Linked DNA regions of Homo sapiens: region 2 is linked to region 1. Evidence: chromatin loops called from intact Hi-C (ENCODE). Cell type or tissue: mammary epithelial cell. All regions are shown on one strand. Links, peaks and the distances in the headings refer to the core of each region. The heading gives the core; the rest is flanking DNA.

What was found. Peaks named below come from ENCODE experiments on the same cell type or tissue, not always from the same donor. Only the 100,000 strongest peaks of a DNase experiment are listed, where the experiment ranks them.
Region 2: a loop joins it to region 1, with 18 times the contacts of the local background. A loop is called at or near these places in 1 of 110 quality-filtered maps.

The regions. Positions count from the first base shown.
Region 1 is chr11:115,400,689-115,404,688 of GRCh38, reverse strand. The region is part of intron 1 of CADM1 (cell adhesion molecule 1); the gene reads left to right. Among named protein-coding and RNA genes, the nearest start is that of CADM1-AS1, 5.9 kb to the right of the region's middle. In mammary epithelial cell, for the core only: no CTCF peak of the experiment used is centred there; no DNase peak of the experiment used is centred there.
Region 2 is chr11:115,654,819-115,663,227 of GRCh38, reverse strand. LINC02698 (long intergenic non-protein coding RNA 2698) reads right to left here and starts at 3,875. Exons shown (of 5, transcript XR_001748394.3): 1 at 3,504-3,875. RefSeq lists an enhancer at 6,556-7,057. In mammary epithelial cell, for the core only: no CTCF peak of the experiment used is centred there; no DNase peak of the experiment used is centred there; H3K4me3 peaks cover 932 bases; H3K27ac peaks cover 668 bases.

The sequences.
Region 1 (4,000 bases), core at 1-4,000:
GAAATTCTTTATGTTCTGAATACTAATCCTTGCGGGTTATATGCAATTAAGTATATGGCTTGTTTTTTTTTATTTTTATTTATGTTATTTTTTGTTTTATAAAACTTTTATATTAATTTTAATGCAGGCAAACTCAATCTTTTCCTTTATGGTTTTGCTTTTTGCTTATTTAAAAAGCCTTTCCTACTTCTGAGGTCATAAAAGGTACTTTCTCTCCCTTTCTCTTTTTTTCTTCTAAAAGTTTGCGTTTTACTTTTGTTAACCTATCTGGAATTTTTGTGTATGATATGCAAATGGGCCATATATATATATATATATATATATATATATATATATATATATTTTTTTTTTTTTTTTTTTTCCGAGACAGATTCTTGCTCTGTCGCCCAGGCTGGAGTGGAGTGGCATGATCTTGGCTCACTGCAACCTCCACCTCCTGGGTTCAAGCAATTCTCCTGCCTCAGCCTCCCAAGTATCTGGGAGTACAAGTGTGCATCACCACACCCAGCTAATTTTTGTATTTTTCATAGAGACAGGGTTTTACCATGTTGGCCAGGCTGGTCTCGAACATCTGACCTCAAGTGATCTGCCCGCCTCAGCCTCCCAGGGTGTTGGGATTACAGGCGTGAGCAACTGTGCCCAGCCTAATTTTATTTTTTTTCTATGAGGATATCTGGTTGTTTCCATGCTGCTTTGAAAAACACACATAAAAAAATACTTTTTTTTTTTCTAAAAACTGACTTTTGTTTTTGAAATTTTAAAACCAATTTGAACTTTAAAAAACTAATTTCAGGCCGGGCACAATGTCTCATGTCTGTAATCCCAGCACTATGGGAGGCTGTGGAGGGCAGATCACTTGAGGTCAGGAGTTCGAGACCAGCCTGGCCAACATGGTGAAACCCTGTCTCTACTAAAAATACAAAAATTAGCCAGGTATGATGGCACACACCTGTAGTCCTAGCTACTTGGGAGGCTGAGGCAGGAGAACTGCTTGAACCCAGGAGGTGGAGGTTGCAGTAAGCCGAGATAGCGCCACTGAACTCCAGCCTGTATGACAGAGGGAGACTCCGTCTCAAGAAAAACAAAAAAAATTAAAAACAAAAAAATTAACTATTTTCAGACTTACCAAAAAAAAAATTGCAAAAACAATGCCAAAAATTCCCATAGACGTTTCATCTAGATTCTCCAAATGTTAACATCTTACATAACCACTGTAGAACCATCAAGTCAGAAAGTTTGCAGTGGTTCAGTACTATTATCTAATCTCCAGACTTTATTCAAATTTTCTTAGTTGTTCTCACTAACAACCTTTTGCTGCTCCAGGATTCGATTCAGGATTACACATTGCATTGACTAGTGATGTCTCTTTAATCTGTGACTGTTTTTCAGTTCCACCTTTGTCTTTTATGACCTTCCTTGATAGTTTTGAAGAGTACTGGCCAGATATTTTGAAGAATGTCCCTCAGTTTGGATTTTTTTGATATTTTCTCATGGTTGAATTTGTTATGCATTTGTTTGCAAGAATGTGATTTGTGTCCTCAGTGTAACGTATGAGGAAGTCTATAATACCCATTTATCCTGTTATTGGCAACGTTAACTTCAATCATTTGGCTAAGGTGGTGTCTGCCACGTTTCTCCACAGTGAAGTTACTGTTTTTCTCTTTGTAATTTTAGCATGCATTCTTTCCTATGGTGTTTGCTAAATGATTTCTATTCCCATCATCCTTTCCACATTTGTTAGTTGCAGTTCTATCAGTACCATTTATTGAAGAGTCCATCATTTCTCTAGTGAGTTATGTTTACCTCTGTACTGATTTATAAATCTACTTCTACATCTCTGCTAGCACCTAACTCCCTTCATTTAGAGTTTTATACCCTTTTGCCTTCTCACCAGTAACATACAAAGGTGCTATTTCCCCTCAGCCTCATAAACGGAGTATGTAGTCAAACTTGGAGTTTTGCCAATCTGATCAGTGAAAAAAAAAATGTTATGTCTCTTATTATGAATAAAGTTGAGCATCAGTTCACATGTTTTGAGCCATTTTTGCTTATTCTTCTGTATACTCCCTGTTTATGTCCTTTGCCTATTTTTCTGTGGGAATGCTGGTATTTTTCTTTTAGATTTCTTAGAAGCTTTTTTGTTTTGTTTTGTTTTGTTTTGTTTTTGAGACAGAGTCTCACTCTATCGCCCAGGCTGGAGGGCAGTGGCATGATCTTGGCTCACTGCAACCTCCGCCTCCCGGGTTCAAGCTATTCTTCTGCCTCAGCCTCCTGAGTAGCTGCGACTACAGGCACGCACCACCACACCCAGCTAATTTTTGTATTTGTAGTAGAGACAGGGTTTCACCATATTGGCTAGGCTGGTCTCGACCTCCAGACCTCATGATCTGTCCACCTTAGCCTCCCAAAGTGCTGGTATTACAGGTGTGAGCCACCGTACCTGGACCTTAGGAGCTTTTTATATGTTAGGCATTATAATTCCCTTGTCTGTGATAGGTTGCGAACATTGTTTTTCCAAGTATATCATTTGTCTTTTGGCTGATGGCATTTTGTTTTATTTTGCTATGCACAAGGGTTTTTATAAAATACATTTTTATGTACACAAAGTTATTTTTTATTATTTCTGGATCTGCCTTTTCTCTAACTTTATAACAGACTTCAAGTTTTCTTTCAAAAGTTATGTGGGTTTTTTTTTGTGGGGGTGTTGGGCTTTTTCTTAAAAAAGACTTAATTTTTTGTAGCAGTTTTAAATTCACAGCAAAATTAAAAAGAAGGTACAGAGATTTCCTTGTCCCCATACATGCATAGCCTTCCCTGTTGTCAACATCCTCTACCAGCGTGGTACATTTGTTGCAGTTGATGAACCTACACTGACACACCGTTATCACCCAAAGTCCATGGTTTACATCAGGGTTCACTCTTGGTGTTGTCCATTCTGTCGGTTTCAACAAAGGTATAATGACACATATTCATCATTATACAGTATTTTCCCTGCCTTAAACATCATCTGCCTTCTGCCAGTTCATTCCTTCTTCCCTTATATCCCTGGCAACCCCTGATCTTTTTGTTGTTGTTGTTGCTGAGATGGAATCTTGCTCTGTCACCTAGGCTGGAGTACAGTGGCACAATCTCGGCTCGCTGCAACCTCCGCCTCCCGGGTTCAAGCGATTCTTCTGCCTCAGCCTCCTGTGTAGCTGGGACTACAGGCGTGCGCCACCATGCCTGGCTAAATTGTTGTGTTTTTAGTAGAAATGGGGTTTCACCATGTTGGCCAGGCTGGTCTGAAACTCCTGACCTCGTGATCCACCCGCCTCGGCCTCCCAAAGTGCTGGGATTACAGGCGTGGGCCACCGCGCCTGGCCAACCCCTGATCTTTTTACTGTCTCTGTAGTTTTGTCTTTTCCAGGATGTTATATAGCTGGAATCATGCAGTATGGTTGCTTTTTCAGTTTGGCTTCTTCATTTATTAATATGAATTTAAGGTTCCTTTATGTCTTTTCATGGCTTGATAGCTCATTGCTTTTTAACGCTGAATACTATTCTATTGTCTGTGTATACCACAGTTTGTTTATTGATTCACCTAGTGAAGGACATTTTGGTTGCCTACAAGTTTTGGCAATTACGAATGAAGCTGTCATAAACATCTGCGTGCGGGTTTTTGTGTGGACATAAGTTTTCAACTCTTGGGTAAATACCAAGGAGCATTATTGCTGAATTGTATGGTAAGAGTATGTTTATTTTTTTAAGAAACTGCCAAACTGTCTTCAAAAGTGGCTGTACTATTTTGCCTTCCTGCCAGCAGTAACTGAGCATTCCTACTGCTCCACACCCTCCCCAGCATTTGGTGTTATTGGTGTTCTGGATTTTGGCCATTCTAATAGGCATACAGTGATACATCATTGTTGTTTAATTTGCATTTCCCTGATGAAATCTGATGTGGAGCATCTTTTTACATGCTTATATATATCACCAGCAAATAAGCATATATATATATATATAT
Region 2 (8,409 bases), core at 1,952-5,951, 260 kb before region 1:
CTTGCCCAGCAGCTCTGGCAGCTGCTAAGGTAGAGGCCAAAGCTCCAACGGTTTTGGGCAGGTGAACAAAACAATAAATTCAGGCTGGTGTGGGAGAAGAAAAAAAAAAAAAACACTTCAGAGCTGTTTTTGGCTGGAAAATGCTCTCCATCCTGTGGCTTTAGGACACAGGCAGCATAGCATCCAGAGGCGCACAGCTGCATGGAACAATATAAAAATTGCCTTGTTGGACTACAACATGCCAATTTTTCAAATCTAGAGCCATTTGCACTATTACAGTGTATGCAACCTAAGCTGGGAGAATTTTCTTCTGGGAGGGAAAATTGATTCCGAGGTTACCATTAACCCCCATTATCACAGCACGCCCCATTCCAAAACTATTCTTGGGAACCAAGGGGGCTACAGGAAACTATGGAGGCCCATGGCGAGGTTGATGCCCAACATCACAGGTGCTAACAGCCAAAGTCCATTAGCCCCATGTCTCAGAAGGGCATGAAAGTGAGTGAGATGGAGAAGGGGAGAGAGAGGGAGCATAAAAGAATCGGTGGCCTGGTGTGACGGCTCACAGCACTGGTAATCCCAGCATTTTGAGAGGCCAAGGTGGGTGGATGGCTTGAGCTCAGGAGTTCGAGACCAGCCTGGGCAACATGGTGAAACCCCATCTCTACAAAAAAATACAAAAATTAGCCGGGTGTGGTGGCACATACCTGTAGTCCCAGCTACTCGGGAGGCTGGTGTGGAAGGAATGCTTGAACCCAGTAGGCAGAGGTGGCAGTGAGCCGAGATTGCACTACTGCACTCTAGCCTGAGTGATAGAGCAAGACCCTTTATCCAAAAAACAAAAAACAAAAAAAAGATCTGGGTATGTGTTTTCCCAAGAATTCCTAGGCTTTGGAAGTTTCCCTGCATCCCTCACTTCATTTGTATGGGTTGGGAACTTGGGTGAGCTGAACAGCAGGAACCAAGGCTAACACCTGCATAAGACCCTTTTCATTTTGACATGAAGTCCTGCCTGGTAACTGCCCTCTCCAGCTGGGGCCAGAGCCTGGTAGAGGAATGTTCTCCAGGAGTTTGGCTTAGAGGCTGCCCATCCCATTTTCATTCCTATACCCAGCTGTTCTGGGCCCAGGTGTGGGGACCCAGGGGCAGAAGGCTACTGGCTTGTCCATTCCAGGTGCTATGTATGGAAAATCACTCCAACCCATTCTAAGCACAGTCAAGAGCCTTTATTATGGAGTGTGCTATGACCTCCACCTTCCCAAACCCACCAGCCCAGCCAAGAAGGTAGTGGTGATAGTGGCTGCTGCAAAACAAGAAGAGAAAGACAGCTGTGTGGACAAAGGAGGCAGCAGGTGACCTTGGAGAGCAGCAAAGCCACTGATCTCGCCATCCTTACCTTGTCATTACATAGCAGTCAGTACTGGTCTTGAATCTAGAAAGCCCAAGTCTGAATTCTGAGTTGACCTTGGACTAATTACTTACTCTCTCTGAGCTTGTTTCTTTTCCTATGGTCTGGAAGTAAAAATAAACACCTAGCAAAGATGTTGTCCACATTAAATGACATAATGTGGGAAAGAAGTGACAAATAATGGTTGTTCAACCAATGTCAAATATCTATATGATATATATTGCATTGTCCCTGTGAATACAATGTAATACAATGTTCCAAGTGGCTCAGTCTTCATATATAAATATATTTAATAAATTAGTTAATTATGAGAGGAATTGGATACATACAGTATATATCAAATGTATATATATATATATATATATATATATATATATATGAAAGAAACTCAGCATCCATTCTATTTTTTTAATTCTTATTATTTTATTGTTATTTTTTTGAGACAGGGTCTCCCTCTGTTGCCCAGACTGGAGTGCAGTGGTGTGATCACAGCTCACTGCAGCCTTAACCTCCCAGGCTCAAGTGATCCTCCGACCTCAGTCAAGTAGTTGGAACCACAGGCACACATCACCACACCGTGCTTATTTATTTGTTTGTTTGTTTGTGTGTTTGTTTGTTTTGTAGAGATGAGGTCTGCCTATGTTGCCCAGCTGGTGTCAAACTCCCAAGCTCAAGTGATCCCCCAGCCTCAGCCTCCGAAAGTACTGGGATTACAGGCAGGAGCCACCATGCTCAACCCTAGCATCCATTCTAAAATGTGTCTCTGTTGTTCATAGAAGACATAGATTCATTCTCCTTGGCACAAGGGTTTGCTTCGGATTCTGGGTGTTGTGGCTACATCACTGGCCAGCTCTGAACTTTAAAAGTTCCTCCCGCCTGCCCCCATACCTTTTCTAGGACCACCAATAAGCCCTCCTCCTCCTCTCCCGGGATGCCGCCTGAACACATGGCTGACCTCCTCTCCTCCCTAGAGTGACCAGTCTTCCAGAAGCATATTGCAGAGGAAGGCCTTGATGACTTGGAAGTACTGGAGAGGAATGCACTCCAATTCAGCCCAACATTCAAAGCATCTGCCAGTGCTGGGCCCTGGGGCACAAGATGAGCAACCTAAGGGTTGCCAGGCGAGCGGAGGTATCAGATACACACACAGCTCATTCGAGCAATAGGTGAGTGAGGGCAGGCGCGCCAGGAGGAAGCCGGACAGATGGGGTTCATGCGGAAGGAGGCCCAAGGAGGGCGCCCCCAGGAGTGGACACAGCCGTTGCTTCCGTGCCCGCCAACACTGGGAAGCTGACCTCTCTTAGTCACCGGGAGATTTGTGCAGGAGGGGAGGGGTGGGGAGAGCAGGGCTAAGTGCTGACGGGACGTCCCTGTCAACACAATGTTCTGCCTGGCCGGGCCTTCATATATAAAGATATTTAATGAATTAGTTAATTAATGAGAGGAGTTTGATTGATAGATCATATGGCGCTCGCAGCAGGGTGAGTCTGACCCCGATATCGCCGCCTCGGCTGCAATCCGTCCCCCTCACTGGTCGGGAGAGCGCCGTCGCTCCGGCAATTTGCATGCATTTAATGTAGCTCTTTAATAGGATGTAATGTTAGCGAAAGCCAAAAGCGCAGCAGCTGTAACTTAAAAGACAGCCCCATTACTGCAAGCCTTATAATTAGGGTAAGAGGGAGACTCGGTCTGCCATATGTTAAACTCTTTTGAGGTTAATAGCTCTGTAAGATTTTTGCAATTTAAAAAAATTACACTTGAAGGATGATGACAAGGCTCATCAATGAAGCGCCTCTTCACTGGAGGGAAGGGACAGAAGGATCCCATGTCCCCCAAGGTCCCCTTCCTTGGGGACATGGCGAGGTGGCCCCTCTCCTCCCGCAAGTCGCCCAGACTCCCTTCCTTCTTTCCTCTCTGCACCAGCTTCCTGCACCCGGCCCCATTAGCGCAAAGCTGCTCTCTCACTCCGTGGAGTTGGATCTCTACCCCCGCAGCCTCTGCTTCCGCAGGTCCCCGGCATCCGGCCCATCGGGGGCGGGCGCAAGGCGCTCCACCGCGCGCCCCAGGGCCAGGGAGAAGCGCCGCGCGTGCTTACCTTGCAAACTCGCAGGCAACTCCAGAGCAATTACGGGTCCCCGCAGGTTACCTGGAGCTGATTGCACAGCCGGGGGCCGAATCAGGGAACACGCAGCGGGCACTGCCCGGGGGGGCGGGGGGAGGAGAGGAAATCGCCGGGAATTTGCTTGGTAATTACTTGGCACAAGCCCCTGGAGGTGTTTGCCCCCTCTGTGCTACAGCCCACACGGCTAAGGGACGCGACAGCGGTGTGGAGCCTGGTCCTGGGCCTGAGGGAACCGAAGCCGGCAAGTGGACCCTGGAGCGCTGCCGTCTGTGTCCCAGCTGCGACATGTAACAGGAAGGCCTCCCGCCCGCTCCCCGCGAAGAGCCCAGCTGCACCCTCCCGGTCTCTGGTGTCTTTCCCGAGTGTCCCTTCCCCGTGGCCCGAGAGCACCGGGTGGGGGACGGTCATAGGGGAGTCGCTGTAGAGATGGGAGATGGTCTCTGGAGACTGAAGCAGCCTCCTCCCGCAGGGTCCCCTCCCACGGTCTGTGCTCGGTGGGGGAGCAGGGGAGAGCCGCCTGCTAGGCAGATTCTCTCCCCCAGGAGTTCTGTCTCCTGTGTCCTTCCCCTCCCCCTGGCTCCCTTGCGGAGCGCGTGGGTGTCGGGCCAAATTCCTGATGACAGACACTCCAGACAAAACAACAACAAGGGACTGACAAAAAGAAATCCCTCTTATTTTTTTGAAAGGGGGCCCTTGTTAGAAAGAAACTACAGGAGCGGTAAAATTACTACTAATTGCACAATTATCTGATTATCTCTGGTACCAAAAATACATGAGATCCTTTCCACCTCCCAGCTACTTAAAGAATTCTCAGGGACACTTCTTGGGGAAGCAGACAGATCGCGCTTGTCAAAACCTGGAGAGACCAAAGGATGTAAGGAAAGGGGATGTTTGGGTGAGGGTGGCAAAGGGAATCACATGTAGATCCCTAGGGAGTAGAAGAAAAAGTTTAGAACAGGCTGGGGAAGAAATGGAATGCAGGAGAGAGGCTGGCAGAAGATGGTGATGGCCATGAATTATATAAATCACAGCTAAAAGAGCTTATGAGATCGTTTAATTCCAACATTATCCCTATTCTGAAAGTGAGATCCATAGAGGTTAGGCCACTTGTCCAAGCACTTAGGAGCTGGAAGGTGTGGAGGAATGAGGGTGGACTGTGGTGGAGGAGATGGGGGGCTGTTCACACCTAGCTCAGGCCCAGCACAGTGGGTCACACCTGTAATCCCAGTGCTTAAGGAGGCTGAGGCAGGAGGATGGCTTGAGCCCAGGAGTTCGAAGCTGCAGTGAGCTATAATTGTGCCACTGCACCCAAGCCTGGGCGACAGAATGAGACCCTGTCTTTTTTTTTTGAATTATTTTTTTCAGAGATAGGGTCTTACTCTGTCACCCAGGCTGAGTGCAGTGGCACGATCTTGGCTCACTGCCACTTCTGCCTCAGGGCTCAAGTGATCCTTCCACCTCAGCCTTCCAAGTAGCCGGGCTTACAGGTGCGTGCCACCATTTCCTGCTAATTTATTTGTGTTTTTTTTGTAGAGGCGAGGTCTCCCTATATTGCCCAGGCTGGTCTCAAATTCCTAGGCTCAAGCAATCCTCCCACCTCGGCCTCCCAAAGTGCTGAAATTACAAGTGTGAGCCACCTAGCCTGGCAGACAGACCCTGTTTCTTAAAAATAATAATAATAATAATAATAAATAAAATTAGGCTATCTTTTACACCCTCACTACCTTTTTGGGACAGAGATAATGGTCAGTTTCTGTGGTCAAGGTAGAAGAAACCTTTGTATTATACATCTTGATATAAAATGCTACCTACTGGTAGCTACTAAAAGTGAACACAACACAATAGCAATAGCTAACTTTTGTTAGTGCTTTGTGGTTTATAAAGCATTCCCATCTGCTTTCTCACATAATTCTCTCTTCTACCCTGTTCTTTCAGTACCCTTCCATTTTCAAATGACTTAAGCAAGACTTAGATGGTTAGGAAGGAGAGGATGCTGAGAGCTAGTTCGATAAGTGGATAGGCGGAGGCCAGCCTCTCTTCCTCTGAGAGCCTGCTTAAGTCTCTAAAATGGTTCGGATCTGTGTCCCCACCAAATCTCGTTATATTGTAATCCCCAATGTTGGAGGTGGGATCTGGTGGGAGGTGGTTGGATCATGAGGGTGGATTTCTCATGAATGGTTTAACACCATCTCCATGCTGTTCTCATGATAGTGAGTGAGTTCTCTAGTTGGTTAAAAGTGTTTGGCTCCTTCCCACTCTCCAGCTCTCTTGCTCCTGCTCTGGCCCTGTGGCATGCCTGTTTCCCCTTTGCCTTTGGCCATGATTGTAAATTTCCTGAGGTCTCCCCAGAAGCTGAGCAGATGCCAGCATCATGCTTCCTGTAAAGCCTGCAGAACTGTAAGCCAACTAAACCTCTTTTCTTTCTAAATTGTCCAGTCTCAGATATTTCTTTATAGCAATGTGAGAAGGAACTAACAGCCTCTCACAGCTTCTCCCCAGAAGTCTCACAACATGTCACGGGAACACCTAAAGTTCTGGGCCCAGCATCTTTGCAGTGTATCTCAGAGCCCTCCCTGGGGAGAGAAGCCAGGGTTTGAGGGATTTCTCTACTTGGGATTGATGGCATGTATATAAGGGGCTGAAGCTAATTTTCATGATTTTCTTTATGTTCACTACTTCTTTTAAGTCAGTGGCTCGGGCGCCTTTTGCACTTGGTTGTGGTTTAGTCATCTGGTGCTACTTTCCCATGGGAAGGCGCTTAGGTCACTGGCGACACCTCAGCTCCTTGATGGGAAGAGGTGCTGCCAAGCTGTGCGTGCAAAGTCCACAGTACTTCCTGTATTCCCTGCCTCCTACCTCACTAACCAATCAGGGTTAGGAGTAGAACTCCTCACAGTGCTTTCCATCCTCCCTGCTGCCACTGCTCAGGAGGGCAGAAGTGCAGAGGCACCACCTCAATGAGCCTTGGGAATGCCAAGCAGAGTCGAGGGCCACTGAAGCTTCCCAGTGACTCCTTAACAGTCCAGGCCACTGCTCCATAATCACCACATCCCCACCATGCAGCCCCCTGCAGAGCACCGATGGCTGCTTGAGAATTACCATCCGCAGATCAATAGTGGGGCGATTACTGGGTCTTGCACGCAGCCAGCAGGCCTCGCTCTGGAGGAGTGTGGAGACGCATGCGGGAACATAGGTTCCCTTTATTAGGGCAGCTGGATTCCAGGTGAGACCAAAGCAAGCCTAGAGACTCCCAGGAGGGGGACTGGGAGGCTTTTGTGGAGCCATGGCTCTGAACTGAGGAGTGAGGAAGAGAGAAGTGAATTGGCCTAAGATGGTCTCTGCCTATCTGCCTATCTGCACAGCTAATCAGCTCCCAGCATCCTTTCCCTGTACACACAGCCCACTTAAGAGAAGTTAATGAAAAGTAAACAAACTGATTCTTCCTATCAACTACCCCTTGATAGAAGGTCCCTTGGGCTGAAGAGGTCAATCCTCAGAAAAGCAGGATGTCTGAGGCCACAGCAGGCACAGAGCTATAGCTTAAGGCTATCTCTTGATAAGAGCTTCTTCAACAAAGGCTGCAGGCTGTAGGGAAGCTCCTTCCCCTAAGACTCAAGCCCTCCATTTACCCATCAGACACCATCCCTGTGATACAGACGCCAAGAACAGAAAGACAATCTGACTTATCCTTCTAGGAGTCTATAGTCTTATGGGAAAAATAGAAACATGACCGCTAGACTTGAAGAATATTAGACATCTCCAAGTTCAACACCCTGAAATTACAGAGGGGAGGAAACAGAGGTCTGGAGAGTGAAATGACTTGAGTAAGGTTTCCCAGCTTCCAGGGTCCGATCTGCACCTGGTGGCCTGACTCCCACTCCAATGTTCTTCCCACCACGAGGCAGAATGAAGCAGGTGTCAGCCTCTGTCTCCGAGCCTCGCCAGAGAGCCTATCTCCTTTGCCTTTGCCTAGCCCTGGCCACCTTCCTCACCTGCTTCTTTCTTCCAATTTCAAATGCATGATTAACAGCCACTCCTCAATCCCTCCTGCTCAACCAGAGGTTTGGGGTTTCATTTCCACCCAGCAGAGGAATTGATAACATTTAAGTTATTCAAGTTAAAAAGAAACGTCCTCCTCAAAACCATCTGTTCTCGGGGAGGAGAGCCTTGACCAGGAGAGACGTAGAGAAAGTGGGGACAGGAACAGAGCGGGTACAGGTGGGGAAGAAGGTTGATGAACCACAGCTGGAGGCCTCCCCTGGTCCAGTCTGCCTTCTTTGTCGAAGAAGATGGGGTAGGGTTCTCCTTGCTGGTCTTCTAACATGCAGGACAAGCTCCTGCCTCAGGACCTTTTCATGGGCTGTTCTGTCTAGATTCCCCAGATATCAGCACACCTCACTCCTCCACCACCTCTGAGTCTTTGCTCAAAGGGCACCATGTCAGTGGAGAACTACCATGACCTCCCTACTTAAAACTGCAATACCCTTCCCCCAGAATTCAGTGTTCACCACCTCCCTTACCCTGCTTTCTAGTTCTCTCTAACACCTAATGACTTCTAGTTTAGTATTTAACTGATTTATTCATCATGTCTTTTGTGTGTTTCACCTCTGCCACTACTAGAAAGCAAGTGTTGAGAGGGCAAGGGTTTCGTGTGTTTTTTTCATCGTACCTAGAATACTGCTGAGCATATAGTAGATGCTCAATAAATATTCGGTCAAGGCATGAATTAAGTAGTGAATCAAGAGTCTTCAGATATGAGGGCTGGGAGAGACCTTGAAGATAAACTAATCTCTAACTCTCAATTTGCGGGTGATGAAAATAAAAGCCAGAGAGAGTTTTGTAGAGAAGGTGATGTTCAAGCAAGGTTTTCTTTTCTTTC